Regions from separate parts of the Homo sapiens genome. Here region 2 is linked to region 1. Evidence: read pairs that join two places in POLR2A ChIA-PET (ENCODE). Cell type or tissue: OCI-LY7. All regions are shown on one strand. Links, peaks and the distances in the headings refer to the core of each region. The heading gives the core; the rest is flanking DNA. Region 1 overlaps RBFOX2 (RNA binding fox-1 homolog 2). Region 2 overlaps RBFOX2 (RNA binding fox-1 homolog 2).

What was found. Peaks named below come from ENCODE experiments on the same cell type or tissue, not always from the same donor. Only the 100,000 strongest peaks of a DNase experiment are listed, where the experiment ranks them.
Region 2: POLR2A ChIA-PET joins it to region 1 with 5 read pairs; 5 of 35 experiments call an interaction of 5 or more read pairs at or near these places.

What each region holds. Positions count from the first base shown.
Region 1 is chr22:35,874,415-35,891,162 of GRCh38, forward strand. The region is part of intron 2 of RBFOX2 (RNA binding fox-1 homolog 2); the gene reads right to left. Among named protein-coding and RNA genes, the nearest start is that of RBFOX2, 150 kb to the right of the region's middle. RefSeq lists an enhancer at 8,484-8,985. In OCI-LY7, for the core only: no CTCF peak of the experiment used is centred there; DNase peaks (open chromatin) are centred at 8,467 and 8,817; H3K4me3 peaks cover 1,882 bases; H3K27ac peaks cover 3,933 bases.
Region 2 is chr22:35,819,748-35,836,495 of GRCh38, forward strand. The region is part of intron 2 of RBFOX2 (RNA binding fox-1 homolog 2); the gene reads right to left. Among named protein-coding and RNA genes, the nearest start is that of APOL5, 110 kb to the left of the region's middle. In OCI-LY7, for the core only: no CTCF peak of the experiment used is centred there; no DNase peak of the experiment used is centred there.

The DNA of each region.
Region 1 (16,748 bases), core at 5,084-13,083:
ATTCAGGAAAGGGGTGGATGGAGGCAGAAAACAACCTAAGACATAAAAAACATAAAGGAACAGAATGAAAGAAAAAGAAGGATGGTCAAAAACAGAAAGGAAATTTGACATAACAATCTTAAATATCTTAGGGAGGGAAGAAAATCTTAGGGAGAGAGGAAAATAAGGGAATGAAATGAACATGGAAGTAATAGTGATTAAGCTGGAATGCATCATAGCTATTAATGGGTTCAACATCTCTGTTTTACTGATAAATGAACTGTGGCCTAATGAGGTTAAGTAATTTCCTTGAGTTTGCACAGCTACATAGTAGCAAGTCTACCAAGGTGATTAACACACAGTAAATACTCAAATTATTTTATGAATTAAAAAGACAAGTGTTATGGACCAAGTGTTTGTGTCCCCCCAACTCCAAGTTCCTATGTTGAGGCCCTAACTCACCTCTTTGCACCCTGCCCACCCCTGTACCTGTATTAGGAGATGGAGCTTCTAAGGAAATAATTAATGTTAAGTAAGGTGGGGGTGATAGGGGAGTGGCACTGCTCCAATAGGATCATTGTCCTTAAAAGAGACACCAGAGAGCTTGCTCCCCTCCCCACTCCTGTCCCTATGCACAAAGAAGAGGTTGTGTGAGCACAAGACTAGATGGCAGTCACCTACAAGCCACAAGAGGAGGCTTCAGAATGAAATCTGCCTTGCTGGCTCCTTGGTCTTGGACTTCCAAGATCAATTTGCTGTTGGTTAAGCCACTCAGACTGTGGTAATTTGTGATAGCAGCCCTAGCAGACTAAGATAATGAGCATTAAAGTCTTCCGGCATTCAAAAGGAAAAGAAACAGAAAAGTAAAGGAAAGAGGGAGTGAGGTAATATTTATATTTTAGGTTTATTAAATAGTTAAACCTAAAATATATTACTTTTGTTTAATGGTGATTTGTACTCACTCACTCCCTCTTTACTTTTCTATTAGAGAATGAAAAGGGGGGCCACTGAGCCTCTGGCTAGGTTTAGTTTATGCAAAATTCCAGGTTACATTTCTAAAGCTTCCCTAAAGGTACCTACAGGTAGTAGAAACTCAAACTTTCATTCAATGAATGAGCGGTCAGAATCGATTCTGTACTTACAAAAGTAACATATCCTTTACCCACTCCCCAAACTATGCACCATCAACTGCGAATTAATAAATGCTCACAAGGGTGTGTGTGTGTGTGTGTGTGTGTGTGTGTGTGTGTGTGTGTGTGTGTGTGTGTGTGTGTCTTGTAGCCCATATGGTAAATATACAGACTACCCAGACTACCACACAAGAATCTGGACAAGTCCCGACTACCCTTTTCCAACCTGCCTATTCTCCTAGCGCCTCCTTATCCCCCTAGGAGTTTAGCCATCACATATTAAACTTTACATTTTATTGGGAAAACAAAGAAAACATTTTAACTAACAAATTTTAAGAAAGCTACATTTTGTTTTGTGAAATAGTAAAAAAATAAATAAATAAATAAAGCTTTATTGTCCAATTCTAATACAAATTTTGAAAGCTGTAGTTAAAATTTAGTTTACTTCTTAAGTCAAAGAGGTAAATCTTAAGAATTCAAAGGAAAATGAGAGTTACTGAAAAAATGCAAATCACCGATAAACAAAGGTAGAAATCTGATACTTTTAATTGTGTCTTATAGTGCTGTTCATTACCCAAATTGCTGGCAAATAGCATGGCCTTAATAACTGATGAATGAACGGGCTAAATATGTACTAGAAAAAGAAATGTGAACCCAGAACTTATAAATATGGTGGGGGGTACTTTTAAGTAGCATTTTTAAAATTTTTTTATTTTTTTTGAGATGGAGTCTTGCTCTGTCACCCAGGCTAGAGTGCAGTAGCACGATCTCGGCTCTCTGCAACCTCCACCTCCCAGGATCAAGGTATTCTCCTGCCTCAGCCTCCCAAGTAACTGAGATTACATTAAGTAGCATTTTAGTGGTCTTTATTTCTGAAATGTGCTCGGAAAAAAAGACTATACCGAGAAAAGGGAGCAAAAAGAGTACTGTTTTCCTTGTAACGTTTATTAATATATAATAGGCAGTACCACAGCTCATCTTACAGATGAAAGACCCTTAAAGCCTCAAAACAAAACTCCTTTAAACGGATGCCTAAATGGGTTCACTTCCTCTGCTCTGAAAAAGGGTATTGTAGTCATTCTATAATCTATCTAAAATTTACAAAATAAGTCATATTCTAAAAATGCATTTTTATTTCAGTTTTTTAGAACTCTGATCACATTCTCCCATTAAAAGAAACACACACACACACACACACACACACACACACACACACAGATTTATAAATGATGGCTGTGTTTCTAGACCAGATATCACAAGAACCTAGTAATCATGGGGAAAACGTTTGAGCACACTGTACCAGTAATGTACCTGAACTACTATCCATCTGAAATAAAAATAAACAAAAAACAAGATAGCTAAAATAGCAGAAAATTACAAATAATGCCAATGTAATTAAATAAGAGATACTTTTCCCCCAGATCACCTTGCACGTTGGTTGGTAGAAGACAAATTTAATCACTGACTAAGAAAGTAGAGACTTCTGTAGATTTAGAGGAAGGAGTAGGAGTACTTTCAAGGGTTTTAGTCACTGGTGCAACTTTTTAAAAAATAATTTCAATTTTATTTCAACACCTACTGCATTCCCATTTTCCCTGATACAAATGTAATTCTAGTCAATCAACCATAAATTAGGTAATTTTTTATTTGATAATGAAACAAAGACATGAAGATAAGGAAAAAGAAACAGCAAGATTTAGAACAGAATAGGGAAGCAAAAAGTAATGCTTAATAAGTACTTGCTAAAAGGACAGGAAGGGAGAAAGGAAGAGAAAAAAAAGAGGGGAAAATGTGGATATATAAAAGAATGCTATTAGTGTAAGTAAAGATTAAACAGTAGAAGAGAGAACTGGAGGTGAAGGGTAGAAAGGCAGACCTAACATACCCATGATATTTTTAAAGGAGAAAGAGACTTGGTGATAAGGAGGAGACCCTGAATCAGTTCTCAGTATTGCCACTCAGGAGTACAACAGACTCAGAACTGCTGGGATGGGTCTGAAACGGTAACAATCATAACTAACATATACTGAACATTTACTATGCACCAAGAACTGTTCTGAGAGCGTTACATGGCTCAAAACAACCCTCTGTGATAGATATTATGTTATTCTCATTTTACAGATGAGAAAGCATGGTAACTTATCCAATGTCATTCAGACAGAATGCATCAGAACCAGATTTGGACCCAGTTAATTTGGTTCCAAAGCTTGTGCCATTAAAGCACTACTGCCTCAATAGTACAAAGCACTGGTCCCTGCGATGTGAGAGAGAATAGCTGATGTCAGCTAGAGTTCTACCACTATAAATTCTATAGTTACTAAGTATTCCGTTACTGAAAAAAATCACAGGTAAAAAAACCTCTAGAATTTGACAAATATTTATTGAACACCATTCATTATTCTAGACACTGAAGATAATAGCAGCGAATACACCAGACAAAAAACTCTAAAAGAGGAGACAGGTGGGAAAAAAAGTTTTTATTTTACATACATATACATACTACTACTACTACTACTACACACACACACACACACACACACACACACACACACACACGGAGTTTGTTTTGTTTTTAAAGATACAGGGTCTCAAGCCAGGCGCAGTGGCTCACTCCTCTAATCCCAGCACTGTGGGAGGCCGAGGTTGGTGGATCCCCTAAGGTCAAGAGTTCAAGACCAGCCTGGCGAACACGGTGAAACCCTGTCTCTACTAAAAATACAAAAAATTAGCCGAGCATGGTGGTATGGACCTTTAAACCCAGCTACTCAGGAGGCTGAGGCTGGAGAATCACTTGAACCCAGGAGGCGATAGCTGCAGTGAGCCGAGATCATGTCATTGCACTCCAGCCTGGGTGACAAGAGTGAAACTCCATCTAAATAAATAATAAAATAAAATAAAGATACAGGGTCTCGCTCTGTCACCCAGGATGGAGTGCAGTCTGCACAATTAGAGCTCACTGCAGCTTTGACCTCCTGGGCTCAAGCAATCCTCTTGTCTCAACCTCCAAGTAGCCAGGACTACAGGTGCATGCCATCTCCCAAGCAGCTAGGACTACAGGTGTGTCCCACCAACCCTGGCTAATTTTTAAACTTGCTTTTGTAGAGATAGGGTACCACTATGTTGCCCATGCTGGTCTTGAACTCCTGGCCTCAAGGAGTTCCTCCCACCTTGGCCTCCCAAAGTCTTGGGATTATAGGGATAAACCACCATGCATGGCCTGTTTTTTTATTTTTTATTTATATTGTCACCCAGGCTGGAGTGCAGAGGCACGATCTCAGCTCACTGCAAGCTCCGCCTCCCAGGTTCACATCATTCTCCTGCCTCAGCCTCCAGAGTGGCTGGGACTACAGGCGCCCGCCACCACACCCGGCTAATTTTTTGTATTTTTAGTAGAGATGGGGTTTCACCATGTTAGCCAGGATGGTCTCAATCTCCTGACCTCGTGATCCACCCGCCTTGGCCTCCCAAAGTGCTGGGATTACAGGCATGAGCCACTGTGCCTGGCCGTATGGCCTGTTTTTATAATATTTAGAAGATAAATGCTATGAAAAATTTAAAGTAAAATGGCTTTCAAAAGGCCTTATTGAATAGGAAACATTTGAGCAAAAATTTGAAGGCCAGGAGGAAGACATGAGTATATCTGGAGAGAAGCATTACAGGCAGAAGAAACAAGTACAGTAAGCCCTCCATATTTGTGGGTTCTGCATCCCTGGATTCAACCAACCATGAATGGGAAATATTTGGGGCAGGAGAAATAATTCGTACTGGATATGTACAGTCTTTTTTTCCTTGTCACCGTAAATCGTGTTCCAGAAACAATATAACAGCTATTTACATAAAATTTACACTTCATTAGGTACTATAAACACTCCAGAGATTATTTAAAGTATACAGAAGAATATGTGTAGGTTATATGCAAATGCCACACTATTTTATATCAGGGACTTGAGCATCTGCGGATTTGGGTATCTTTAAGAGGCTCTGGAACCAACCCCCTCATGAATACCATGGAACAGCTGTACAAAGTGCCTGGCAAATTTGAGGAATGGCCAAAAGGCCTAAGTAGCTGTGAGAAATGAGAACAGGAGGAGATGAAAGTCAAACAAGTACCTAGGAGCAGGCTTGACTGGAGCCTTGTGGGGACTCTAGCTTTTCTTCTGAGCGAAACACATCAGTGGATTTTGTGCATGATCAGATTTATATTTTCAAAGGATTATGTCAGATGTTGTGATTAGAATAAATTCTTCAGTGTCAATAGTGGAGATAGCGAGACCAGGTAGCAGACTATTACAAAAACCTGGGCAAGAGAAGATGGAATACCGAACCAGGATAGAAGTGGCAGAGCTAGTAGGATGGGCACGGCAGCTCACGCCTATAATCCCAGCACTTTGAGAGGCCAAGGTCGGTGGATCACTTGAGGCCAGGAATTCGAGACCAGCATGGCCAACATGGCGAAACCCTGTCTCTACTAAAAATACAAAAATTAGCTAGGCATGGTGGCGCATACCTGTAATCCCAGCTACTCAGGTAGCCGACTCACAAGAATCGCTTGAACCTGAGAGGCGGAGGTTGCAGTGAGCCAGATCATGCCACGGCACTGCAGCCTGGGCGACAGAGCGAGACTGAGGAAAAAAAAAAAAGGAAGAAGAGCTAGTATGGATTGAATTTAGGTTATTTTTGAAAGGCAGAACCTAAAGGATTTGCTAATTAACAGGACCGCAGTGAGGGAGAAAGAGGAGTCCAGGATGACTAAGGTTTTTTTTAGCTCAAGTAACAGAAAGATGTCATTATCTGAGAAGAAGAAAACTGTGGGTTTAGCAAGTCTGAGGGCAGAGGAAGGCAAGTAAAGGCCAGGAGCTCAGCTTTGGACATGTCAAGTTTGAGGTAACTATTATATTACAGATGGAAATGTCAAGTAGGCAGTTAGATATGAGCTTCTAGAGAGAGTTCTAGCTAGAGGTATACATTTGAGAGCCAAGAACATACAGACAGAATTTAACACCCAGTGTATCATCAGAGTCCACTGGGCCCAACTTTTCTTTTCAAGCAGTTCAGTTCTACCTGTAAGAATTTATACTTTATGATTTTTCTTTCTTAGAGGTATTCCAAAAAGAAAACAGAAAAACGAAATTGTTACTTTAAAAATAAACTATTTTATCTTGTAATAATACATGTATTCCTTGGACCCTTTTATAAACCTAAGATTCACTGTGAAATTTTAGAAGATCTTTATTTTTCCTACATCTTGAAACATTCTGACTTTTCAGCAACTTTTACTTTTTAACTATTCCCAGCCATGGAAGGAAGGGAGGGAGGGAGGGAAGGAAGAAAGGAGGGATAGGCAAAAAGGACAAAAACCATGAGGTATTATAAAAGGGATTAAAAGATATAGACAGCATTCAAATGTGATTGATGGTTACTGTAGGGGTAATATCTAATTAGTTGCATGAAACTTTGACAGCTGGGCATGGTGGCTCACGCCTGTAATCCCAGCACTTTGGGAGGCTGAGGTGGGCGGATCACGAGGTCAGGAGATGGAGACCATCCTGGCTAACATGGTGAAACCCCGTCTCTACTAAAAATACAAAAATATTAGCTGGGCGTGGTGGCGGGCGCCTGTAGTCCAGCCACTCTGGAGGCTGAGGCAGGAGAATGGCGTGAACCTGGGAGGCGGAGCTTGCAGTGAGCCGACGATCGCGCCACTGCACTCCAGCTTGGCAACAGAGTGAGACTCCGTCTCGGGTGGCAGGGAGGAGGGGGAAGAACCTTTGGTCAGGCATGGTGGCTCACGCCTATAATCTCAGCACTTTGGGAGGCTGAGGTGGGAAGATCACTTGAGATCATGCATTCAAGACCAGCCTGTGGCAACACAGCCACAGACTTGTCTCTACAAAAAAATAAATAAAAATACAAAAATGGTGGCACACATCTGTAGTCCCACCCAGCTACTCGAGGGGCTAAGGAAGGAGGATAGCTTGAATCCAGGAGATTGAGACTGCACTGAGCTGTGATCGCACCACTGCACTCCAGCCTGGGCAACAGAATGAGACTCTGTCTCCAAAAAAAAAAAAAGGAAGAAATTTTTTTTTAATGTCTAATGCAGTTGTTTTTTCACTATCCCTTTATTCTTATTTCTTAATTATAAGAAAACTTAGGGCCGGGCACAGTGGCTCACACCTATAATCCCAGCACTTTGGGAGGCCGAGGCGGGTGGATCATGAGGTCAGGAGTTCGAGACCTGCCTGGCCAATATGGTGAAACCCTGTCTCTAATAAAAATATAAAAATTAGCCGGGTGTAGTGGCATGGACCTGTAGTCCCAGCTACTTGGGAGGCTGAGGCAGGAGAAATGCTTGAACCCGGGAGGCAGAGGTTGCAGTGAGCCAAGATCACGCCACTGCACTCCAGCCTGGACAACAGAGTGAGACCCTGTCTCAAAAGAAAAAAAGAAAAGAAAGAAAAGAAAAAAGAAAAAAAAAAGAAATGAAAAGAAAAGAAAACTTAATATATGTTAAAGGAAAAAAACATTTTACCCGGCTGGTAAAACTTTCCTGGTTAGCTGAGAACTAAAGCCATGAGAGTGGATGAAAGAGAATCAAAAAAAGAGGTGAAAGGACTTGGCTCAAAATATTACAACTTTAAAACTGAGTACAAACTTCCAAAGAGGTGGGAAGAAAATCAGGAAAGTATGATGTCCTGCAAGTCAAGTATCCAAGAAAGTGAATTAGAGAACGAAGTGATCAGTGATAGAATATTCTACAGATAGGTCAAGTAAGATGAGGGCTGAGACCAGACCACTAGATTTAGCAGCATGCAAGTTACTGGCAACTTGGACTAGAGCCCTTTCAGTGGTGTGGTTGCAATAAAAACCTGGCTGCGTGGGTTTAAGAGGAGAACTGATATAATCAGATATAATCAAATATAAACAACGCTACTGAGTTTTGCTTTAAAGGAAAAGAAATTCAGCAGTTGCTGGCAAAGTGAGGTCAAGAGTATTATTTTTAAATAAGTGGAAGAACAGCTTAACTGTATGCTGACGGGACTAATCCAATAAAGACAGAAAACTTGATGATCCCAGAGAGAGGGAAGAGAATTGCTGGATCCATGTCCTAAACAGACTAGCAGAGATAGGACCTAGTATACAACTGGAAGGTTCACCTTATATAGGAATGCAAATGCTTCATGAGTGAGGGGACAGTTTATTCATACTGATGAGAGAAAGTGGGTAAATACGGGGGTGGGAAATCCTCTCCTGATTGCTTCAGTTTTGCACATATCATCTGGTACTTATGACTTGTAAGCAAAAGCCAAAAGAAGCAATTTAACAACAGCATGGCATTCTGGGAGCCTAGATGGCAGAGTATTAGGGCTGCTTTCTCACTTGCCCTCTGGGTTTCTGTTCTCTAAAATCCTTGCAATCACTAAATGGCATAACTTTTTCTACAAAAGAAAGGCAGGAAATTGGGGGGCACAAAAGAGTCACTGATCCATACTGACTCTGAAATCTAGCAGGGCAAACACTGAAAGTTCCTTGATTAGGTCTCAACACTGGGAAAAGAATTCTCCATGACTTTTGCCTTCATCTCTAGGCTCCTGCTTCCAACCTCTGAGTCATCTTTCCCTTTTGATGAAAGGTGGCATGTGTTAGCTCCTGAGCACTTTCTCAGCCTGCTTCCTGCCAGCAGAATGCTAGGGGTGTCCGACAGCCTCTTTTCATTTTGTACTGTTTCTTTTCCTGTTCAGTCCTAGCTACAGTGGATTTCCTGCATATCTCACCACAATAGACAAAAGCTATACCCATAGATCTCTCCAAGAGGAACTCTTCTACCTCTACCTTGGGCTCCTGCTAAAAAGGCTAGAAGCCCTATTGTTTGACGGAGAGGCCTTGAGTGTGACTGAAGAGGATGCTAAGGCACTACCTTCTCAGGTCTTAACAGCAGGCTTTAAAGGCACAGTCTTGGCTTTATCTTTAGACCGCCATTCTCCCCGGAGTGGCTCTTGAATTGATCTTTGCCGTGTCTCAATTTCATCACCCTCTGCCAACCAGAAAGGCTGAGAATTTTCAAAATCATCAAGTTCTGGCTCCTTTTTTAACAGTGCTTCCCTCAATTTATTTATTTCCCCTCATACTTTAAGCAGCAAGAAGGAACCAGAGGGGATCTGCAATGTTTTGTTTAGAAGTTTACTTAGCTAGATCTCTCAGTTCATGAAACACACTTTCTGCTTTCCACAACTATAAATGATAGTGTTGCTAAACTTTCTACCACTACATAACAAGGATCCCCTTTCTTCCAGTTTCTTTCCTTTAAGACCTCGTGACAATCGCCTCAAAGTCCCATTTTTATAATGTGTTCAAGGTATTCTAATCTTATACTAACACTCTCCTTAAAAGTCCACTGCCCAGTTTCAAAGTCACTCCCAGTTTAGATTTTCACCAAAAAGCACCCCACTATTGGTACCAAAATCTGTAGTTATCTCTTTTTTTTTTTTTTTTTTTTTTTTTGTGATACAGGGTCTCGCTCTCTTGCTCAAGTTCTTGCTCTCAGCTCATTGCAGCTTACACCTCCCAGGCTCAGGTGATCCTCCCACCTCAGCCTCCCAAGTAGCTGGACTACAGGCACGCACCACCTTGCCCAGCTAATTTTTGTATTTTTAGTAGAGATGGGGTTTTGCTATGTTGCCCAGGCTGGTCTCAAACTCCTGGGCTCAAGCGATCCGCCTGCCTCGGCCTCACAATGTGCTGGGATTACAGATGTGAGCCACCACACCCGGCCTAGTTATCTATTTCTATGTAACAATTCATTTTCAATCACAGTAGCTTAAAACAGCATTTATTATCTCAGTTTATGTGGATCAGAAATCCAGCTGGGTAAGCTAAGTGCTTCTGGTTCAGGGACTCTCACAAGGCTGCAGTCAAGGTGTTGGCTGGGGCTGCAATCATTAAAGCTTGACTATCAAGGATCCACCACCAAACTCACTCACCTGGCTGCTGGCAGGTCACTAGCTGTTAGGCCTAGACATCACTGGCTCTTGGGCCTTCCCACAAGGCTACTTAACAGTGTAGGGGCTCTGAGAGAAAGGTAGAGAGGGCAAGCACCCAAGATAAAAGCCACAGTCTCTTTGTAACCAAATCTTAGAAGTGACATCTCATCAATTTTCCATATTCTATGCATTCAAAGTGAGTCACTAGGTCCAGCCTATAAGGGGAAGATAATACACAAGGGTATGAATATCAGGAGGTGGGGATCACTAGGGACCATCTTAGATGCTGCCTATCACAGACTAGCTGAATGTATTACAACATATTGGTTAAGAGTACTGACTCTGAAGCAAGACTGCGCATTTGAATCTTCCTTCCCCGTTGTAAGATGAAACAAGATAATAGTAATGAAAGCATCAGACCCAGTGCCTCCTATCATAGGAGGCACTTGGGAATTTGTTTTCTTATCTCTTCCAATCCCAACTGCCTTTAACAATCGAAAATTTCTCCAGTTTGAATATTATCTGCAAACATCCAATATTAGAGCAACTTGTTGAGCAACATGCAAAAATGGTTTTGATTTTCAATGAATCCAAGAAACTTATTTTTAATAACCTTAATTTAATAAAATTAAACACAAAAATAAAAATAAATATCTAAAATTACTTAAATATAGCAGAGGAGAACACAGACACAGCAACAACTGATCTTCCCAACACGTGCTCTGACCACCTACCCCTGCCCAGCCTTTGGCATCTACTGTACTGTTTAGTGAGACCTTCAGTCCCACCTTGCCAAAAAAACCATGATGTTTTTTACCTAACTGGCAATTTCAAGTACTGTACAAGAAGCAGAATAAATAAATCATTAAGAATATTTTATGTGAATGTCAATTTATCTAAGAAATAATACTTAACAATTCTACTGGGAAAAATCATGCCCATTTTACAGATGAGACACAAGAGCATAAAGATCATCTGTCTAATCATATGGCAGGCTAATGACTAGGCCAGGGACAGAAATGTAACTAGCGTATGATGAGAAACACAATGAAACCATAGTCAGTTTTCTGATTTTCATGGATACAAGAATCTTGCCAGTGATTAAAGTTCATCTCACACACTCAGGAAAAATAATTTGACAGTTATTTTAGGGAATGAAAGCTAGGTCGTTTCCCCGCATAAACAACATAAGCTTCTGACTCTTACCTCCCTCTTGATTTATTTAACCTCTGAATAGATGGTCTATATTTAAATAAGCAAGTAAAACACCGTACAAGTTAATACACAATGAAGACAGTACAGAGCCTATAGATTTGGGTTAAGTGAAACCCAAACCTAATTTTTTTTTTTTTTTTTTTTTTTTTTTTTTTGAGACAGAGTCTCACTCTGTTGCCCAGGCTGGAGTGCAGTGGCACGATCTGGGCTCACTGCAACCTCCACCTCCCGGGTCCACGCCATTCTCCTGCCTCAGCCTCCTGAGTAGCTGGAACTACAGGCACCCACCACCACATCCGGCTAATTTTTTGTATTTTTAGTAGAGACGGGGTTTCACCATGTTAGCCAGGATGGTCTCGATCTCCTGACCTCGTGATCCGCCCACCTCAGCCTCCCAAAGTGCTGGGATTACAGGCGTGAGCCACCGCGCCCGGCCCAAACACAATATTTTAGTTGAACACTTTGCTACCCAGACAGTTCATTATACCTAGAATATCCAATTAACTTTTCAACCAATATCTGTGGAATGTCTATTCTATGCTGGCCTTCAATTACAAGTAACATATGTTCTCTTATTTAATAATAGTGAAAGATGCTAAAAAAAAATGTGTGAAGAGGAGCACCAAGTTCTCACATTCAGAAAAACCTATTAATTCTAAACAGGAATGTAATGCTTTCAACTGGATTACAACTTTTAAAAGCAATATAGTCATGTGCTGCTTAATGCCAGGCACACATCCTGTGAAATGTGTTGTTAGGTGATTTCATAGTTGTGAGATCATCATAGAGTGTACTTACATAAACTCAGATGGCCTAGCCTACTACACACCTCGGCTATACGGTATGTACGACCTATTGCTCTTAGGCTACAAACATGTACAGCAGGTGACTACTGAATACTCTACTGTGGGTAATCGTAACACAATGGTATTTATGTACCTAAACACAGAGAAGGGACAGTAAAGATACAATTGTTATTTATACACTCTTATGAAACCACCGTAAGATTGAACTGCATTGACTGATGCCTTCAACTGCATTGACTGATGCATTGAACTGCACTGATGAATGATGCAGTTCATAGCTACCTGAAACGTCTTTATGTGGTACACGACTGTACAGTTTTCCAGAACCAAGAAGGAGAAAGGGGAGTTAGTGAAGTAAGACTACAACTCCTAAAATATATTTTTGTCGTTGTTGGGAAAAGGACCAGAGGAAATATATCTTGGGTGTTTAATCCTCCACCCTCCCTCTCCGTCTTGTCAATATGTGTGCTTTGACCACGCTGATTTTCTGCTCCTCCAAACGAACAATTTAAAATCTACTAAGTATTTACTTACTTGGTTCCAAATTTAGTCCTTAATTTATATATTTTACAACAACAAAATTCCATATTCTGATTTGAAACATGACCAGAAAGAGATAGTTGTTTAACATTAAATGTCATATTAAAACAAATAGTAAAGGCGGCTTTCCTAAATAACTGAAGCTTGCCATATTTTAGCATTCATGCGTAAGCCTTTCCTATCTACTTAAAATCTTTATTCTCATTGTCAAACCCTGACCTCAAGGCCCTTTTACCTCATACCTGAACAACTACAATGGTAACTGTTCTCTATGCCTTTTCTGATCCCATCTCCTGCACTTCCTTGCCCTCCCACGCCCTGGAGGTCATGGGCTATTCTCAGCAAACTCCTCTACACACTCACCTCTCTTCTGTGATATTCTCTTTACTCTTTTGATCTTAAGGAAACCAGACTGCCCCTGAGATTACTGTTGCTTCTACAGTAAACACTTTTTTCTTACTCATCACATACCTCAGCAGGGGCAAGCATCGGCCTTACTCCCCATTACCATATAGTGTTGGACCTTCCAGATATCCTCTTCCTTCCTTCCCAATACTGCTTCCAAACCACTTCTCTTCCCTCCAGGCAAACTGCACCTGTCCCCTGCTAAATAGGGCTCCCTGATTTCATCTCCATTGTTAGTCTTATCACTCTGATAACTTCAACAGCCACATAGATTCAACATTTTGGCCTTCTTTTTGAAGTCTTTAGCACCAACTGTATTTTTCCACCACCTCACCTAAAGCCATTCACCTAGCATCATATTCTAATACAATCATTACCTACAAAAATTTCAAGTATTCTATTATCACACCATCAAGCGTTTGCTTACAATAGTAGTTTGACCCCTGTGGCAATTCTCCAGCCTCCTTAAGATCTATAGTTTACAGGCTGATGTACCACTTTTTCACTATTACTCCTTCTTATGTTCTACCTCCCTCCTAAGCCAGTTTAGATCCTATGGCCTCATACTACACAGAGTCCTCTCCAAAAAATCTTAATTTCCTTGTCCTCTTTTCCCTTAGTCTAACTCATTTGGCAGCTCCAACTATGTACTTATTCCTCTCCTGCATTTAAATAACAGAAGATTGCTGGATAAAACTCACACAACTGACTCGCCACCACATACATCAAATTTATGATCACAAATCTTAGGCCTACTTCATCTCTGTAGTAAATTTACTCCCCATTTTTTTGAGATTACTATTTTATACCTTGCTTCACTCCTCAAATCTGCAATATAGTAGTCATGTATCACTTAACAACAGGAATGTGTTCTGAGAAATGCATCACTGAGCAATCTGATTGTGTGAGAACATCAAGGTTCCGTGTGCTTACACCAACCTAGATGGTCTAGTCTACTACATACCTAGGCTATACAATACAGCCCATTGCTCTAGGCTATTGTCTTAGTCCATTTAATGTTGCTATAAAGGAATACCTGAGGCTGTGTAATTGATAAAGAAAAGAGGTTTATTTGGCTCACAGTTCTGCAGGTTGTGCAAGAAGTGTGGCACTGGCACCTGCATCTGGTGAGGGTCTCTGGCTGCTTCCTTCCACTCATGGCAGAAAGGGAAGAGGGGTTGAAGTCAGCAATGACCTCCATATTGCTAAACTCAGGCTTCTGCCCTCATCATTCCACCAAAATAACCCTTGCTAAAGTCACCAATGACTTCCATATTGCTAAATCCAAGGACAGTTTTCAGTGTCTTGCCACAATCTCTTATCTTGATTTCCTAATGTCCTGGTTTTCCTCCTTAAGAATAAGGTCTTTAAAACCTAGTTCCCTGCTTCCTTTGAAAATCTTGGCCGGGCACACTGACTAAGTCCTGTAATCCCAGCACTCTGGGAGGCCAAGGTGGGCAGATCTCTTCAGGTCAGGAGTTCAAGACCAGCCTGGCCAACATGGTGAAACTCCATATCTATTAAAAATACAAAAATTAGCTCGGCGTGGTGTGGGTGCCTGTAATCCCAGCTACCTGGGAGGCTTGAGGCAGGAGAATCGCTTGAATGCAGGAGGCGAAGGGTGCAGTGAGCCAAGATCATGCCACTGTGCTCCAGGGTGGGTGACAAAGCAAGACTCCATCTCAAAAAGGAAAAGAAAAGAAAAGAAAATTCATTCTTCTCCAGGCATTAACTTCTCTTCTTGCTCTACATTCCTCCCTAGACCGTTATCATTTTAAGCCATTATGAGACCCGCTCGGGGCATGCAGGTTTCTCACAATAGAGGAAAGCCTCTGTCTTTCCTTCTGTTTCCAGACCTAGGTGGCCATGTAAGCAATATTTCCTCTTGAACATCTCAAAGTTACCCAAGTACTAAATCCAAAACCAAACCCATGATCCCTTTCATCTTCCCTCCTACAAAAACCTGGTCCTCTTCTAAATTATAACATCCTGTCAATTTTACCTTCTGAATCTCTCAATACAGTTCCGCTTCCCTCCAGCCCATTCTATCATGACCTTCCCTGTCACTCAGACTCTTACACAACAATCACCTAACTTCTCTCTGCACTTTTACTCTCCTCTAATCTATGTAGGTATCTTTTTAAAAAATCTAATTATAAACTTCACTTCACCCTACTCCCAATCCTACTTAGAATCTTTTAATGGCTTTTCACTGTCAAGTACGGTACCTATCACGGCATCTGACCTTAAATGTTATCTGAACTGAGCCATTGTCTACATTTTGTGATAATTCAATTTACTATTAAGTCTAGTTCTCTAATTGTGTAGAGCAATTAGAGTGGCAAAATAGTGATAAAAAGCACTAAATGACTAACGTGAAACCTGAATAAGGTGTTGTTATTAGCTTATTTTTGCCTCACACAAAAGAACTTCCAGAAACTTTCACAGATTATCTCTATAATCTCTTGGTCCCATTTTAAAGATTAGGAAACATGCTCAGAAAGATGATACACTGACAAATGGCACAACCAAGACCCGAAACTGTATCTTTTGACTCACAGTCTGTGACTTTCAAGTTTTATGATAAAGCCATCAGTTACTTGCTACTTCATTTCTAAAATGACTGATATGCATTTTTCTAAGATTATTCCATGAATGTTCCTAAGAATATATCTTTTTCGTAACCTGAAAAATCAAGGTATACACAGTTAAGTAATTGTCTCAAGTAACGAAGGGTGATGAAAACAGAATTCAGGTTTCCTTATTTTCATTTCTCTACTCTAGCCTTGTACCATGCTGAATGCTAGTACAGGTAGTGTCCCTCATCTGTGGGAAATATATTCCAAGACCCCCAAGTAGATGCCTGAAACTTTGGGTAGTACTGAATTCTATATATACTACGATTAAGTTTAATTTGTAAGTTAGGCACAGTAAGAGATTAATGATAACTAATAATAAAACTGAATAATTATATACTATAATAAAAGTTACACGAATGTGGTTTCTTTATCTCTCTCAAAATATAATACTTTTGAAGTGTGATTGACCTTGGGTAACTAGAGATACAGAAAGTGAAGCCATGGATAAGGGGGACTACTATACTGATAAACTGGAAACCACTGAACAAATACAAGACGAGGCTAATTGTGGTATAGCAAGTTTTAGGGATGGACAAACCACAGTTCAAATTCTAACTCTGACAATTGCAAACTGTGTGACTTTGCAAGTTACTGAAATATCTGCTTTCTCATCTGTAAAATGAAGATAATAGCTAACACTCAGGTGCACTGAGGAGTAAATGTTATCACTCAATAGACAGTTTAAAATAAAATAAAATGAAACAAAAAAAAATCAGGTTCTCCCAAAAGAAGCTAGCATAAAATGAAATAAGAGCCATAGTTTTTAAAAGATGAGATTGCGTTTCCAGGTCTGCCATTTACTGCTTGTCATATACTCTCTCATGGTTGCTTTCCTCACCTGTACAATAGGGATAATGATACTTAGTCCTTAGCAATGTTGTGAGGATGAAATAGCACATAAAAGGATTTCACTTATGTATGTTAATTGAATAGCATATAAAAATCATTATTATCTGTGTAGACAGATTCGAATAGCATTCAAAAATCATTATTACCTGTGCATACAGATTCTCTACCATGGTGTTATAAATTTGTTAAGGGCACACTATGTCT
Region 2 (16,748 bases), core at 4,151-12,150, 56 kb before region 1:
AGGAAGAGACAAATAATAAATTGGCAAGTAAAACAATAAACAGATGGTATGCTACAGAGAAAAAATAAGAGGAGGGTATCGGGGTATTGGGCTGGAGAGACAGAGAATTTCTATTTTCTAAGGCTGGTCTAGCAAGGTAACACTGATCATAATTTTTTAGAAACTAAGGCAACAAGCTATACGTGTATCTGGATGGAAGAAGACTCCAGACAAAGGGAACACAAATGCAAAGTCCCACAGGCAAAAATACAAGCAGCTCATTCTAAGAACTAGGAACATGGAGGCCTTGGAGACCTATGTGATCAGACTGGAGTAAGCATGGAACAGAGTGGCAGGAGATGAAGCGAGAAAGGTAGCAGTGGGGAAAGAGGGACGTTGATAGAAATCCTGTAAAGCTTACAGCCACTGCAGGGAGGTTAGCTTTTACACTCCACTGAGAGTTCTGAGCAGAGAAGTGATGTGGTCAGAATTAGGTTTTAAATGTACCACTCGGCAAAGGCAAAGGCAGGGAGCCCTGTTGGGAGGCGACCCTGATAATTCAGCTGAGATGAAGAGGGTTTGGTGCAGGTGGTAATCTAATGTGTGTCGAATGCTGAAAACACCACGTACTGTTTCACCTTCCAGTTTCTTTGCACATAGTATTCTTTCTGCTTAGAAAGCTTTTCTCCTTTCTACTCATTGGGCTAATACATACACAATCTTTAATAGGTATTTGGGCATCTACTCCTCTCTAGAGGTTTCTAATTCACTCAAAAAGGGGGAAAATCATTCCTTCCTCCTACCCTCCCCAACCTAATACTTAACTCTATTATGGTACTTATATTCAATTACAATTATTTGCTTACATATGTATTGTCTTTACAGAACATGAACTCTTTGAAGGCAGGTAATTGTCCAGATCTAATTCATCTTTGTATCCCAGTGGCTGCCTTAAAATCTCTCAATAAGTATTTATTAAAGAAATAAAAGATGTTTCAACCCAGTAGAGTATATAAGCAAACACAAAGTTCTGTTATAACAAAAATGATATGGTGGTACAGGAAGTGACCAACACTCAGCATCAGGAAACAAAGGTGATATGAGGTAGGGAAGACAAGGAGATTCATTAGAAGGATACCACAAACTTTGAAGGGACTTACACTAAAGCTATGAACTACATACAATAGCCACAGCGAGATATAGACTGGGGGGCCTGAGCAATGACAATCCAAAGGCAGACTTGGCAGAACCTGGCAACGGGTATGAAGGAGAAGAAGACTACTAGATTTCAACCCCAGGGTACTGTAGGCTAACAAGGAGTGAGCAAGAAAGAGTGGGAAAGGAGAAAGGATCAATTCTAGCAGTCCAAGATGTTCCTGATATAAACTAATTAGATTCTATTTTTTCATATTTGAAGTTCATTCTGTTTTCTAAATGCATTCTAAAATATCTTTGATAGTTATTTCCAGAGTGTTTTTGGTAATTCATTTTTTCTTTTTAAATTTTATTTTTTATCTTTATCAAATTAACACATGCACATGATAGCAAATCAAATAGGTAAGAAGAGCTTATGATTAAAAGCAGCAGTAGCCTGGCCAGGCGTGTTGGCTCACACCTGTAATCCCAGCACTTTGGGAGGCCAAGGTGGGCGGATCACCTGAGGTCAGGAGTTCGAGACCAGCCTGGCCAACATGGCGAAACCCCGTCTCTACTAAAAATATTAGTGGGGTGTAGTGGAGGACACCTGCAATCCCAGCTACTTGGGAGGCTGAGGCAGGAGAACTGCTTGAACCTGGGAGGTGGAGGTGGACGTTGCAGTGAGCCGAGATTGCGCCACTGCACTCCAGCCTGGGGGACAGAGTGAGACTCCGTCTCCAAAAAAAAAAAAAAAAAAAAAAAAAAAAAGCAGTAGTATCCTATCCTTCACTCTGTCAGTCCTTTGAGGACTGACCTTCTTTTAATAGTTCCCTAAAAGGCAGAGGTTCCCAGGCCAGAGGCTGCCATTAGGGATTACTGACTGCTCTGACCACCCCCAAGCTTTGGCAACACATACTCAGTACACACCTGATCTACCCATAGGACTGTAGGACCTGGCCTCCTCTCCTGAGGCCGCTGAAGGAAGGGGTCAAGTGAGTTAACTGTTTGTATGGCAAACTTTGACCAAAAGGGGGAGGAGCAGGAAATGGGAGGAAACCATAAACACCTCTTCACACCTTCTTTGGATGGAAAGGACAGAGAAGCAATAGCTCTACACAACCTTCCTGAAGACTTCCAGTAAAACCAAGCAATCAGCAAGGCCTATTACAAAGAGAGGGCCAGCCTTTCTGCCTTGTCTCACTCTTCTTTCCCTCCTGCTTTCCTGAGATGGTACTCCCCAATAAAGTGTTAGTGGGTAAGGTTTTTGTTTCAGGTTGTTTTCTAGAGAACACTAGCTAAGAACAGAGTCTATGACTTGTGTCTTGTATTTTCCATTTTGGTGAATTAAACCTCTACTTTTTGGGAGCATCTCCAACTCTATTTGGCTATCCTTCTACTGTGTGCTTTCCATTGACAATAATGTTCTAAATCTCCTTTTGCATTCTCTAATTGTTTGCTCTTCATTATACCTAGTATTGGTTTTATAAATGAGTATTTATGAGTATTTTAGTTAGAAGATTCCTTTAAAGTTCTCTTCTGTTTCCTGCATTATCTTTTGCCCCTAGGTTCAGGTTTTCTTTTTGTTTTTTCTGGTCTCTTTCATGCTAAAAGTTCCTCTAAGACTTCTAATGATCCTCACGTACTGGTAACCCAGGTAAAAGGACTTGTTAGCTAGTATGAGTTTCCTCTGTGAATTTGCTTTCTGATTACATCTCTCTTTGGAATTAAAATTCTAATGGGAACTCAGTATAAGACAGAGAAGAGCATGTCACTGGCAGGCTTTGTGTTAGTGTAAGCCACTAGCAAAGTGCAGAATGCCCTCCCTCTCCATCCCCCTAAATATGAGACTAAAGGAAGAGGTGCCAATATCTAACACACACACAAAATTAAATTTCCCCAAACATTCTGATCAACTTCTTTGGAGACAAACACTGTTTTATGTTTTGTTTTTCCTTTGGGTTGTCTTTTTTTTTTTTTTTGAGAGTGAGTCTCACTCTGTCGCCCAGGCTGGAGTGCAGTGGCACAATCCTAGCTCACTGCAACTTCCACCTCCGGGTTCAAGTGATTCTCCTGCCTCAGCCTCCCAAGTAGCTGGGATTATAGGCACCTGCCACCACGCCTGGCTAATTTTTGCATTTTTAGTAGAGACAGGGTTTCACCATGTTGGCCAGGCTGGTCTCCACCTGACCTCAGGTGATCCGCCCGCCTCGGCCTCCCAAAGTGCTGAGATTACAGGCATGAGCCACCGCATCCGGCCTTGTTTTTCCTTTGTTAATGCTAGAGAAAGGGGATGGCATAGTACTTGCTGACTACTGCCACTGGGAAGGGGTTGGAAAGGGTTTGGCAATGCCAGGTAACTGAGTTATCCCCTAAATAAACACTGAATTCCTCTGTTTTCTGTCTCTTTCATTTTTGCTCAGAGAGCTCCCATGGGTTCCCCCTGGACAGACTGGCTTCCATAACACTAGCAAGCAGCCTCCTTGTATTCACCAACAGGCATCTGCTTATTCTTCATTTCATCCAACTATTGGTTCTCATTTGTTTTAGCTTTTCCAGAAATTTAATAACTCTCTTGTATATTAGTGCTACATTTCACCTTTTTCTATTTGCTATTGCTGATTTATTTTTTGTACTTCTATACTGTTATTTCAGGGGAGTCTTGTAAGAGATGTGAGGCAAATGAAAGCATCTATCTACCATCTTGACCCAGAAGTAATGATTTATTTTCTGCAAAACAAGATTTCAACCATAAATGAGTTCTGTTAATTCCAGTTTCCTGTATATATTTGAGAAACGTTAAATAACTATTAAACATTTATGTTTCTTTAAAAAACTTTTAAGAACTCGAAGATTTATTAAAAGAAAATTAGAGAAGATTAAAAGGAAAATAAGAAGTGTTTACTACAATTTTTAAAACTGCCTGTATACTTATGCTTTAATAAATTAGACACATTTAAATTACAGGAAGCAAAGCAACTCAGAGAAGGATCAAAACTAAATATGTGGCCGGATGCAGTGGCTCACGCCTGTAATCCCAGCACTGTGGAAGGCCGAGGCGGGTGGATCATGAGGTCAGGAGATCAAGACCAGCCTGGCCAACATGGTGAAACCCCATCTCTACTAAAGATACAAAAAATTAGCCAGGTGTGGTGGCGCACACCTGTAATCCCAGCTACTCGGGAGGCTGAGGCAGGAGATTCGCTTCAACTCAGGAGACGGAGGTCACAGTGAGCCGAGATCGCGCTATTGCACTCCAGACTGGGAGACAGGATGAGACGGACGAGACTCCATCTCAAAAAAAAAAACCCTAAATATGTGCTGTAAGTCACAGTCCTAATGCCATCTACAAACACACCCAGCACTATATGCTAAACATTATTTTAAATCCTTACAAACAGAAAAGATTTGCAAGGGTCTAACTACTCTCAGAAACAAAAGAAAACATCAAGTATTTACCAGTTAGAATGCCTAATTTTTCATCTCCCTCCTTCTTCATGAATGCAATAGTAGCCAAGATCAGAATGCAGTCTAAAGAGGAAAATAATTCCCGTTACCCCACTGATCTCTAGCAAATGGATCAATAAGGCAGGCCATGGACTCTGATCCTTCAATCAGGAATGGCAATGAAATGTAAACCAGTGATTACAACATTGAATCCTTTATCACAATGAGGCCAGCCTGGAGAAGAAATGGGAGTCCTATGTTAGAAGTAGTCATCAGAAATGCTATTATAAACAGACTGTTATTACTGAACAGGAAAACCTATCTCAACTTAAGAAAGGTGGCCTGCGGAAGACAGAACTAGGGATACCTGAAACCAGCTAACAAAAGAACCAAAAACAAGCCATCCATATTTTAATAGTTGTTTAGTAATGAAAATGTTTGTAGTTTTCACTCCACATTTCCTGTGAAAGTCAAGTCAATGCTAAACCAACAGGGCATACTTTAAAAAAGCATAAAAAGACATATCTATTTCTTCTCTTTACTTATAGTCTTCCTCACTTGAAACTTCATTATTATCATTATCAATTAAATCAACTACACTATCCAGCTTCATTCAAGAATAATTTTCTAGGCCTGGCACGGTGGCTCCCACCTGTAATCCCAGCACTTTGGGAGGCCGAGGCGGGTGGATCACATGAGGTCAGGAGTTCCAGACCAGCCTGGCCAATATGGCAAAACCCCGTCTCTACTAAAAATACAAAAATTAGCTGGGCATGGTGGCATGTGCCTGTAGTCCCACTTACTTGGGAGGCTGAGACAGTAGAATTGCTTGAACCCAGGAGGCGGAGGTTGCAGTGAGCCATGATGGCGCCACTGTACTCCAGCCTGGGAGTGCAGTTAATAAGATAAAATTTTGGGAAGCCAAAATGCATCAGATAGTCAAATTAATCAATTCTGTGCTTACCCCAGAGGAACCAAAGGCTCCAAGACAATTAGTAGACATTTCTCAAGGGTTTGGCCAAAGGTGGGTTACAGAGACTTGGTGGGGGAAGGCAGAGTTTATGTAAAGAAAAAGTTAACTAAATGTCTTCAGGCCTTCAAATAAATTTTGACTAAGTGAAAAAAAAAAAAAAAGAAAAAGTTTAATAGTAAGGTCTGTATTCTTTATATTATACTTAATGTAATACCTGTCATCAAAATGGGGGCAGGGCCAGAAATAGCATAAACTTTAGAAAGATAAACATGGGTTAAAATTTAGGCTCTGCAATGAATGTACTATTTGTGTGACCTTAGATGAGTAACTTAAGCTCTCAAGGCCTTCGGTTTTTCATCTGCAAAATGAAAATAAGGATCATTACCTAAAAGGGTACCTACAAGAATTAACTAAGATAGGCCGGGTGCAGTGGCTCACGCCTGTAATCCCAGCACTCTGGGAGGCCAAGGCGGGTGGATCACCTGAGGTCAGTAGTTCGAGACCAGCCTAACCAACATGGTGAAACCTCGCCTCTACTAATAATACAAAAATTAGCTGAGCGTGGTGGCAGGTGCCCGTAATCCCAGCTACCAAAGGAGGTTGAGGCAGGAGAATCACTTGAACCCGGGAGGTGGAGGTTGCAGTGAGCCACGATCTCACCATTGCACTCCAGCCTGGGCAAGACAGTGAGACTCCGCTTCAAAAAAAAAAAAAAAAAAAAAAGGAATTAACTAAGATCATATATAAAAAATTCTTTGCTTTTGGCAAAAAAAAAAAAAAGCCGGGTGCAGCGGCTCACGCCTATAATCCCAGCACTTTGGGAAGCTGAGGCAGATGGATCACTGAGGTCAGGAGTTCGAGACCAGCCTGACCAACATGGAGAAACCTCATCTCTAGTAAAAATAGAAAAAATTAGCTGGGCTTGGTGGCGCATGTCTGTAATCTCAGCTACTCGGGAGGCTGAAGCAGGAGAACTGCTTGAACCTGGGAGGCGGAGGTTGCAGTGAGCCGAGATCGCGCCATCGCAGTCCAGCCTGGGCAACAAGAGCGAAACTCCATCTCAAAAAAAAAAAAAAAAAAAAATAGAGATAATAATTACCACTATTATTGTGAAAGAATAAGAAAAAATAGAAAGCATACATAGTCCAAAATATAAATGCTAACAGCTGAGTTATAATCTTAAAGTTCTCCATGTTCTTTTTCATATGAACAGTCACATCAATACAAATATGAGGGGAAAAATCACATTCTTCTTCCTAAAGATTGCATATAAGAGATAGGCTAAGTAAAAGTAAACAAACCTCCCCCCCTGCATCTCCTGTTTTTCAAAAATGCCCCCTGGTTCCTCAGGAGGGAAAACTTTAAAGCATATATAGTAGCCTCTTTTATCCACAGGGCATATGCTCCAAGACTCTCAGTAGATTCCTAACACTGCAGATAGCACTGAACCCTCATATACTGTTTTTTTTCCTATACATATATAACTGTGAGAAAGTTTAACTTAACAAATCAGGCACAGTAAGAGATTAACAACAATACTAATAGTAACAGAACAATTATAACAATATAGTGTAATAAAAGTTACGTGAATGTGGCCTCCTTCTCGCTCTCTCTCAAAATACCATACCTTAGTATTTTCAGACTATGGTTGATCATGGGTAATTGAAACCATGAAAAGGGACACTGTGGATGGGGGGATTACTTTACTTAGATAAGCTTTTGGTCACAGTTGCTCTATGTTAGCGAACAACAGTCAGGTGACCATTTTAACTGAAATTAAGAAAGCTATAAACAATGCCATCTACTTATTTAGTTCTACAATGTGTTGCCATTGAAATCTGTAGATAATCTGATTATCATTTAAATAGCAATGACTCAAAGAGTCTAAATATTGCTTATTGAGGTTTTCTAAGGTTCCACCAAGTTTGCAGCAGTGGTCATCATTTTCACAGTCCGGAGTGCCCCTATCTTTTACACTGTTTAACACAGTGAAAAAATAGTACTTTGAATTTTCTCCCTCTTCTGCAAGATTTGCAAGGGCAGGTAATACATAGGAAAAAAGGATGCTTCTCCTTTTCCGCAAGACCACAAATCACACCAAACTATAAAAACATGGAAACTCTGTTTTTCCTGTGTTCTTGCTTAGGTATTTCTGCTAATGACTTTTTTCCCCCCATTAATTTTATCAGTCCTAGACTCTCTGAAACTATCCTACCACTAAACCTCACTCAATACTAAAGAATTTGATTCTAGTTTCAGATAATGTCTTGTATAACGCATATACATACACACACAAAGCAATGCCATAGCCATTCTCCTCACACCTTCCACTTCTGCCAAACTTCTCAAACTCTTTCCTCATATAAGCTTTTAACAACACTTTACTGACATCATTTTCATGTAATTTACTGTATCCCACTTTGTATTATAATTACTTACACATCTTACGCATTCTTCCTTAATACTCCTTGAAATGAACTGTTCAACTGATTTTCACTCATAAATTAAAAATATATTCAATGCAACACTGCTTAATTTTCATTTAAAAGTATGTGTTCACTCTTCTGCTTCCAATAAAGATGGAGTAACAAGAACCAGATTTAAGGCCAGGCGCAGTGGCTCACGCCTGTAATCCCAGCACTTTGGGAGGCCGAGGTGGGCAGATCACCTGAGGTCAGGAGTTCGACCTGGCCAACAAGGTGAAACCCCATCTCTACTAAAAATACAAAAATTAGCAGGGCATAATGGCACATGCCTGTAATCCCAGCTACTTGGGAGGCTGAGGCAGGAGAATTGCTTGAGCCTGGGAAACGGAGGTTGCAGTGAGCCAAGATTCTGCCACTGCACTCCAGCCTGGCCAACAGACTAAGAATCTGTCTCAAAAAAAAAAAAAAAAAAGAAACAGATTTTTCTTTTTACCTGAAACTACTAAAAAAACCACAAAATACATGAAACAACAGCACTCAAGACATTGTCTAGTAGGCAAGGAAGGACAGAGATTCCAGAGTCAGGAAACAAGCAAGTTGAGCTTTACAACTGCCCCAACTTATCACATGGATAAAGTTTCCAGGCTGCAGCAGAGAAGGAAGGACCCAGGCAGAACCTGGTGGGTTCCATGAATTGAGAAGATAGACCTAGAAGTCTGGAGAAGCCAAGACAGCACAGGGGACGGTACTGGAGAAAGTTGCAGAGAGAAAGAGAGCTCTAAAGATCTCAAGTACTCAGTTGAGTGATGACTGCCACATCTATGTGTGAAACTTCCAGAGGCTGGGGAAAGAACCACCTGAAAGAAATACAGGGAACAGTACTAGGAGCTCACACAGTGCCAAGAATAATCCTGTTCTTAACAGCCAGAGTGGAAAACCTAATGATGTAAGGAGCATCCATTAGAGTTTTAAAAAGAGTCTTGCCTCAGTGGCCAGGAAAAATTAACCAGAGACTAAACACAGCTCTAGTCCTGTCTAACAAAGCTTAAAAAACAAGACCTGAGGTCGGGCGTGGTGGCTCATGCCTGTAATCCCAGCACTTTGGGAGGCCGAGGCGGGCGGATCTTGAGGTCAGGAGATAGAGACCATCCTGGCTAACACAGCGAAACCCCATCTCTACTAAAAAGACAAAAAATTAGCCAGGCGTGGTGGTACGCACCTGTAATCCCAGCTACTCGGGAGGCTGAGGCAGGAGAATCGCTTGAACCCGGGAGGCAGAGGTTGCAGTGAGCCGAGATCGCGCCACTGCACTCCAGCCTGGGCGACAGAGCGAGACTCCATCTCAAAAAACAAACAACAAAACAAAACAAACAAACAACCCAAGACCCGAAAGGATCAAACTTTTTCTAAGAAACGCAGTTGTGCTGTAGATAAAGCTCAAGAATATTTATAGACATAAAAAATTATCTAGAACCCAACAAGATAAAATTCACAATGTATGGCATCCAGTCAAAAATTACCAGGCATGCAAAGAAGCAGGAAAACTACAACACATAATGCTGAGAAAAATAAATTAATCACAACTCACCCAGAACTAATACATATGTTAGAATTAGCAGATGAGGACATTAAAACATTTGTGTCTCATATGTTCAAGATAAAAAAGGAAAAAAATGAACATGCTAAGAGACATGAGAGGTGTGAAAAAGACCTACATAAAAATTCTAGAGACGAAAGCTATAATCTGAGATTTAAAAAACACATATACACCCACTGGATTGGATTAATGGCAGACTAGATGTTGCAGGGAAAAAAAGGTAAGTACATTTGATGTTACCATATAGAAAAGATCCAAAAAGAAACAGAGAGAGGGAGGGAAAAAGACCTAAAAGAATAGTGAGCCTTGAAAATGACATAGAATGGCTGGTTAGGATCTGCTATATATCTGCGATGACAAGTTTTCAAAAGTAGTATGTAAAGAATCTAACTCTTGGCCATCTTGAGTGGAAGGCAAAGCAGAGAGGAAGATGACTATGCTCAATATACCACATTTGGTATACTTGCCATGGGTTGCCAATCCCTAAGATTTCATTGTCACCTTCCACTTCTCTTTCTCTGTCGTGCCCTTTCCCCAGTTGCGGGAGTCATGCCCTTCGTCCTTCCTGCCTGACTCCCCAGGAGGCTAGAGCTCCTATGCCATTTACCGTCATACACCCAGGCTTCCACTTTCACTAAAACATCTACAATACAAGAGTTTCCTGTGTCCCTCAAATAGTTGTTTATTCCAAAATCCTCCCAATCTTCTAGCCATGTAAAGCATCTATTTCCCAAACTACATGTGTGCTAAGTATTAACTGATTTAAGTAATAAGCATTAGGTTACAAGTGACTACCCAATTTAACTCTCCCATTCAACATTTCAAAAGAGGACACTATCAATGAATTAGCAAGTTAAAAATCATTAATTAACTCAAAAGAAATATTTGCTGGATGCTGACACTGGTGATATAGTCCCAATCCTGAAAGAAACTATAGTCTGATGGAAAAACACAGAAATATACTCACAATTATAGTACCATATAAGCTAAACGAACAATGCATACAGAATGTTAATGAAGCACAGAGGGACAACTGTGTGAGACAGGAAGATTTCTGAAGTAGGTGAAGTCTAAGCTGAACCTTTAAAGACAAATTAATCATGTGGGAGAAAAATGCATCTGGCCCAAAGTAATAAATAATAGTCATGTATCACTTGATGACAGGGATATGTTCTGAGAAACGTGTCCTTAAGCAAGTGTCTTTGTGTGAACATCACACAGTGTACTTACACAAATTTAGATGGTATTGCCTACTACACACCTAGACTATATGGCATCGCCTATTGCTCCTAGGCTACAAACTTGTACAGCATGTGACTATACTGAATACTGTAGGCAAGCATAACACAAACCTAAGTATTTGTGTGTCTAAATATAGAAAAGGGACAGTAAAAATACAGTATTATAATCTTATGGAACCACTATTGTGTATGCAGTCTGTCGTTGACCCAAATGTTGTTATACAGTATATAACTACATGAAAAATGTTTTTAAAAAAATATGAAAATGTATATGAAAAGCAATAAGGTATAAAATACAGCATATGGAGGGAGAAAGGAAGTAAAGAAGGAGAAGAATCTTCATATTTTCTGGGGCTGGGGAAATAAGAGAGCAAATCAGGGGATTCATTCTATTATAAAAGGGATCCATCATGACCTGCTAGAACCACTCAAAACTGTCTCTCTGTCATGAAGCTATATGGGAAAACCTTACGTATGCTATAAAGGAAATTGCGAGGTCCTGTATCCCTCTGAGTCAGGGATCAGCAAACTATAGCTTGTGGTTCAAAGCCAGCCCTCCACCTACTTTTGCATAACCTGCAAGCTAAGCATGGTTTTACGTTTTTAAATAGTTAAGAGGCCAGGCACGGTGGCTTACGCCTGTAATCCCAGCACTTTGGGAGGCCGAGGTGGGCAGATCACAAGGTCAGGAGATCGAGACCATCCTGGCTAACATGGTGAAATCCTGTCTCTACTAAAATTACAAAAAATTAGCCAGGCATGGTGGCAGGCACCTGCCCTTGGGAGGCTGAGGCAGGAGAATGGCGTGAACCCAGGAGGCAGAGCTGGCAGTGATCCGAGATCGCACCACTGCACTCCAGCCTGGGTGATAGTGAGAGACTCTGTCTCAAAAAAAAAATAATAATAAATTAAAAATAAAGTTAAAAGAATCATATTTTGTGACACATACATATTACATGGAACTTAAATTTCAGTGTCCGTAAATAGTTTTACTGGAACACAGCTACAACCAACGATTCATTTACTTATCATCTATAGCTTCTTCAATGCTTCATCAGCACAGCCGGGTAGTTGTGACAGAAACAACATGGCTTGCAAAGCCAAAATTGTTTACTATCTGGCCCTTTACAGAAAAAGTTCGTGGATCTTTGCTCTCAGTTAAGAGTCTTTTCAAAACCCAATCTCCTTCACTTAAGTCCCAGTTTGTCTCTTCCAAACTTCTTATGAGGAATCATAATTAACATTAGGAAAAAAGAATACAGTTGTATCATTTGTGGACATAAAAGCATTCATTTATAATTTCATAAAATAATTATTGACTTCCATTACTCAGTGACAGTAACCTTTGAGGGATCAGGGCAAGACTCAGATACTAAAAGACAGGTAGATTCCTGCCAATCAGCTGAGGGCATGCTTTATAGTGGAGAGAAAAACAATATTCTATTTATTCTTTTTAGGAGTTCAAGGTAATATCCCTTCATTTTTGAAATTATAAATTGCCAACAACACTACATGTTCAATGAGCTATACAAACTGACTAAAGCCAGTTGTATGCGATGGCTCACGCCAGTAATCCCAGCACTTTGGGAGGTCGAGGCAGGTGTATCACCTGAGGTCAGGAGTTCAAGACCAGTCTGGCCAACATGGTGAAACCCTGTCTCTACCAAAAAGTACAAAAATTAACTGGGCATGGTGACGCACACCTGTAGTCCCAGCTACTTGGGAGGCTGAGGCAGGATAATCACTTGAACCCAGGAGGCGGAGGTTGCAGTGAGCCGAGATCACACCACTACATTCCAACCTGGGCGAAAGAGTGAGACCCTGTCTCAAAAACAACAAAAAAGAAACTGACTAAAGCCAAACATGTTATCATAAAACAAAACTTATAACAAAGATATGATACTTAATACTCATAACTGTAGAATGTTTAGCAAATGCTGGGAAGGAGGCAGGGGATGGAGAGAGGTTGGTTACTGGGTACAAAAACACAGAAGAAATAAGTTCTTGGCCAGGTGCAGTGGCTCGCACCTGTAATCCAAGCACTCTGGGATGCAGAGGCAGGCAGATCACTTGAGGTCAGAATTTCGAGAGCAGCCTGGCCAACATGGTGAAACCCTGTCTCTACTAAAATTACAAAATTAGCCAGGTGTGGTGGCATGCACCCGTAGTCCTACCTACTTGGGAGGCTGAGGCAGGAGAATCACTTGAACCCAGGAGGCGCAGATTGCAGTGAGCCAAGATCTGAGCCAAGACTGCACCACTGTACTCCAGCCTGGGCAACATAGTGAGATTCAGTCTCCAAAACAAAGAAGAAGAAGAAGTTCTAATATTCAACAGCACAGTGACTATAGTTAACAATAATTTATTGTGTATTTCAAAATAGCTAGAAGGGGAGATTTGAAATGTTCTCTATACAAAGAAATGATAAATATTTGAGGTCATGGGTATCCTAATTACTGATTTGATCATTACACATTATACGCATGTATCAAAATATCATATGTACCCCATAAATATGTATAATTATGCATCAATAAAACTTAAAAAGTAATCATAATTGATATTTTTACTTAGTGATTAGACATAAATGACAAATCATTCATATAAATTAATGCAACTAGTCCAGGACAGTCAGTAAACATTCTGGAAACCGTATGTTTTCATATCTATGAGGAGTAATTCAAGGAAGTAGGAAAAATAAGCAAGGCAACAGAAGATTAAAGGGAACGTTCAGCAGTATCTTCAAATATTTGGTTTTTATGTAGAAGACATGAAACCACTCAATGCAACTCCAGATGAGAAAATGAGAAGGAGTGAGAAGACAATCATGAAAACAGATTTCAGCTCATAAAGAAAACTTTTCTACTTATCATGGCCAACAATGGAACTATTTATCTTATGAGGTTCACAGAATAATGGAAGAGCATGCGAATTTGGGACTAAATAGATCTCCAGTTTGAAACCTATCTCTCTCTGTTTCCAGGCTGCCTGATCTTTAGAATCTCAAAGTCTCCTGCAAAAAATGGGAAAAACCTCACCTATCTCAAAGATGATTGACAAGTGATACATAATATGAATAATTATGTTTGTAAATGTGCTATGTATGTAAAATTGACTGGCACAAAGTAGGTATAAAAAAACAAAAACATTTTTATAATGGTCATTATTAGTGGTGGTTAAGAACAGAAATGCTGGAGCCAAACTCCTTGGGTTTCCTAATTTCTACAACATGGACATTAATAGTACTGCTGAGTAAGTATATAAGGCTGCTGAGTGGAATAAATGCTCTAAAATATGTAAAGCACTTAAGACAATGCTTAATGCACAGTATGTGCTCTGCATTATTATTTAGTATTATTAGATAATATTAATATTTTTATCATAGAATAATGTATACTTTATTACATATTATAAGAATGAAGTAATCTTATTCAACAATGAATTCCATTACTGCAAGTGTTTTATCAAAGTCTTAAGTCAGGGATGGAAATTTCAGAAATGAATCAGAGTCTCAACTAAATTAATTTATTCACACATTCAACAAATATTTACTGAATACCCAATACCTACAAGGGGCATTAGAGTACAGTGGTTAAGAATATCAATTTCTAAGCCAGTCTGTCTGGATATCATTCCCCACAACATCTCTTAGTAGCTGTCTGAACTTGGGCAAGTTACTTAACCGTCATATGCCTAGTTTCCTCTTTTGTACAATGGAGATAACACAGAGCTGCTGAGAGGATTCAATGAGTTAATGAGGGTAAAGTGCTTAGAACGGTATCTGATATTAATGCATCATAAGCATATATAAAGATTAGCTATTTTTATTATGACTATGTGCCAGGCACTGTTCTACACACTGGGAATACAACAGACTGCTGACGAGGATCCTGATCTCAGGGAGCTTCTGTTTGGGGTCGGGGAGGAGACAGACAACAAACAAACATATAACAATCAACGGTAAGAACTAAAATCAGTGACAAGTGAAGACAAAGCAGAATGAAGGTAGGAGTGATGAGGGAGTGCTGGTTTAGCTAGGAAAGTTAAGGGAGAGGTCGCCCTTGAGAAGAAATATTCAAGAGTAGAACAAACCATATGGGTACCAGTGGGAAGACATTTTGGGCAGGGAGAAAAGCAGAAGGGTCCTGAGCAGGAGGGTCTTAGGCATGTTAAGAGAACAGCAAAGAGGCCAGTGTCATTAGAATGAAATACAGAAAGAAAAGGATGGCAGGAGATGAGACTAGAGAGACAGCCAGGTTCCTGATCATGCAGGGTCACAGGATTTTATTCAGAGACTGAAGGGGAGCAACTGTAAGGTATAAGCACAGGAATGACAAAATCAGACTTGCATTTTAAATGATTCACTCTGGCAATGACCTCTAATGAATTAGTTTCCTGAATTTAATCATTCTAATAGTAATAGAGAAACATTTAAGAGTCTGGGGAATAGACACAATACATTGTGATGGCAGAATGCAGCATTTCTCACTGCCTAGAAGAGGTTGAACACTGGAGCCCACTAAGAAAGGTGCTACAATCAAAAGAGCAAAGTATTTACTGCAGGGGAGCCTTGTATTTGTGCCTGGCAAATTTCACATACAAAATGTTGGGAGGAAATGTTCAAAAAAGATTTGACAGTGGTTTGGAAATGTTGAAAAAAAAGAGTGAGGAATTATGACTTCGGAAGGGAACATGTGGGATACCAATAATGTCAGATCCCGGAGAGGAATGGTATACCAGAAGGAGACCAGGGTGGGTAAGGGGGGGCTGTATCACCTAGTATGACTGGTTCCCAGAAACTATCTGTCTACCATAAACAGATGTCCAAGAAACAACCCCTAGGTAAGGAATTACATGATGAAAAGTTCAAATTTGAGAGAGATAAAATTGTTTACATATGGCAATCTGTGTAGATCAGAGTTTGGAATTTCTCAGGGGAGAACAGAAAACTGGAGGAACAAAACCAGGAATTTGAGCTTATGCCTTATCACTGAGAGGAATGAGGAATGTCATTACTGTTCAATATGAAGATGTCTCCTGTAGCAATACAAATTTAAGTAATAGGTTGTCAAATATTAAGCTTACCTAGACTCAATTGCAAAGCTAAGGAGAAAGATAAAGGAAAAAATAGAGAAGGGGGCCAAAAAAGAAAGAGAAAAGTGTGTGTGATTAGGGGGTGACTAAGACGGAAAAAACAATTTAATGAGTCAAGATTGCTCGGATTTCATCATAGCTTCATTTATGAAATTCTGTTTATCTTTTCAAGAAAGCTAAGTAATTTTTAGAAAAGCAATACTTTTCAAGAGACAATCTTGGCCTCAGCGAAGAAATGATTATAACTGAAGATATGGAGCAATGTAGAAGAATTCAGAAAGAAACCAAATCTCTGGAAAAAGTGAGGCTTTTTTTTTTCATTGTAAAGGAACATAAATTCAGTCTCCAACCCACAATCCCCGCCTATCCTCCAACTCCCCAAATCCTGCAAAGCCCATAGAAAGTGGAAAGTGTGCCAAAACAAACAGTGTGGCTGCAGCTCCGTGGATGAAGGGTGGGATAAGGTTCGAGTGGCAAGGGAGCATGACTGGCAGGCAACCGAATGGAATCACTTTAAAGCAGTGCCACAAAATGGAGACTAAATGCTGAGAGGACCTCCAGAATTCAAAGAAAATGGGATATGCTTAGCAAAATCACAGAATAGATTCTCTACTCCAACTCCTTTCAAAAACCAGACAAACAAAAACAGGAAAAGAGAAAATGAAACAAAGCAAAACATACCTGCTCTCTTATCTGTCTTTAATTAAAGCATAAAATACCCTCCCTCTTCTCTTCTCCCAACCACCCAGGAACAGAAGAGCGAACTGGCAGCAGCTCAGGTGAAAGACTTCAGCCTTCCAGCTACAAAGAGGGGAGATAGCAGACAATGGAACTGGTGATTCATTACAAAAGAATAC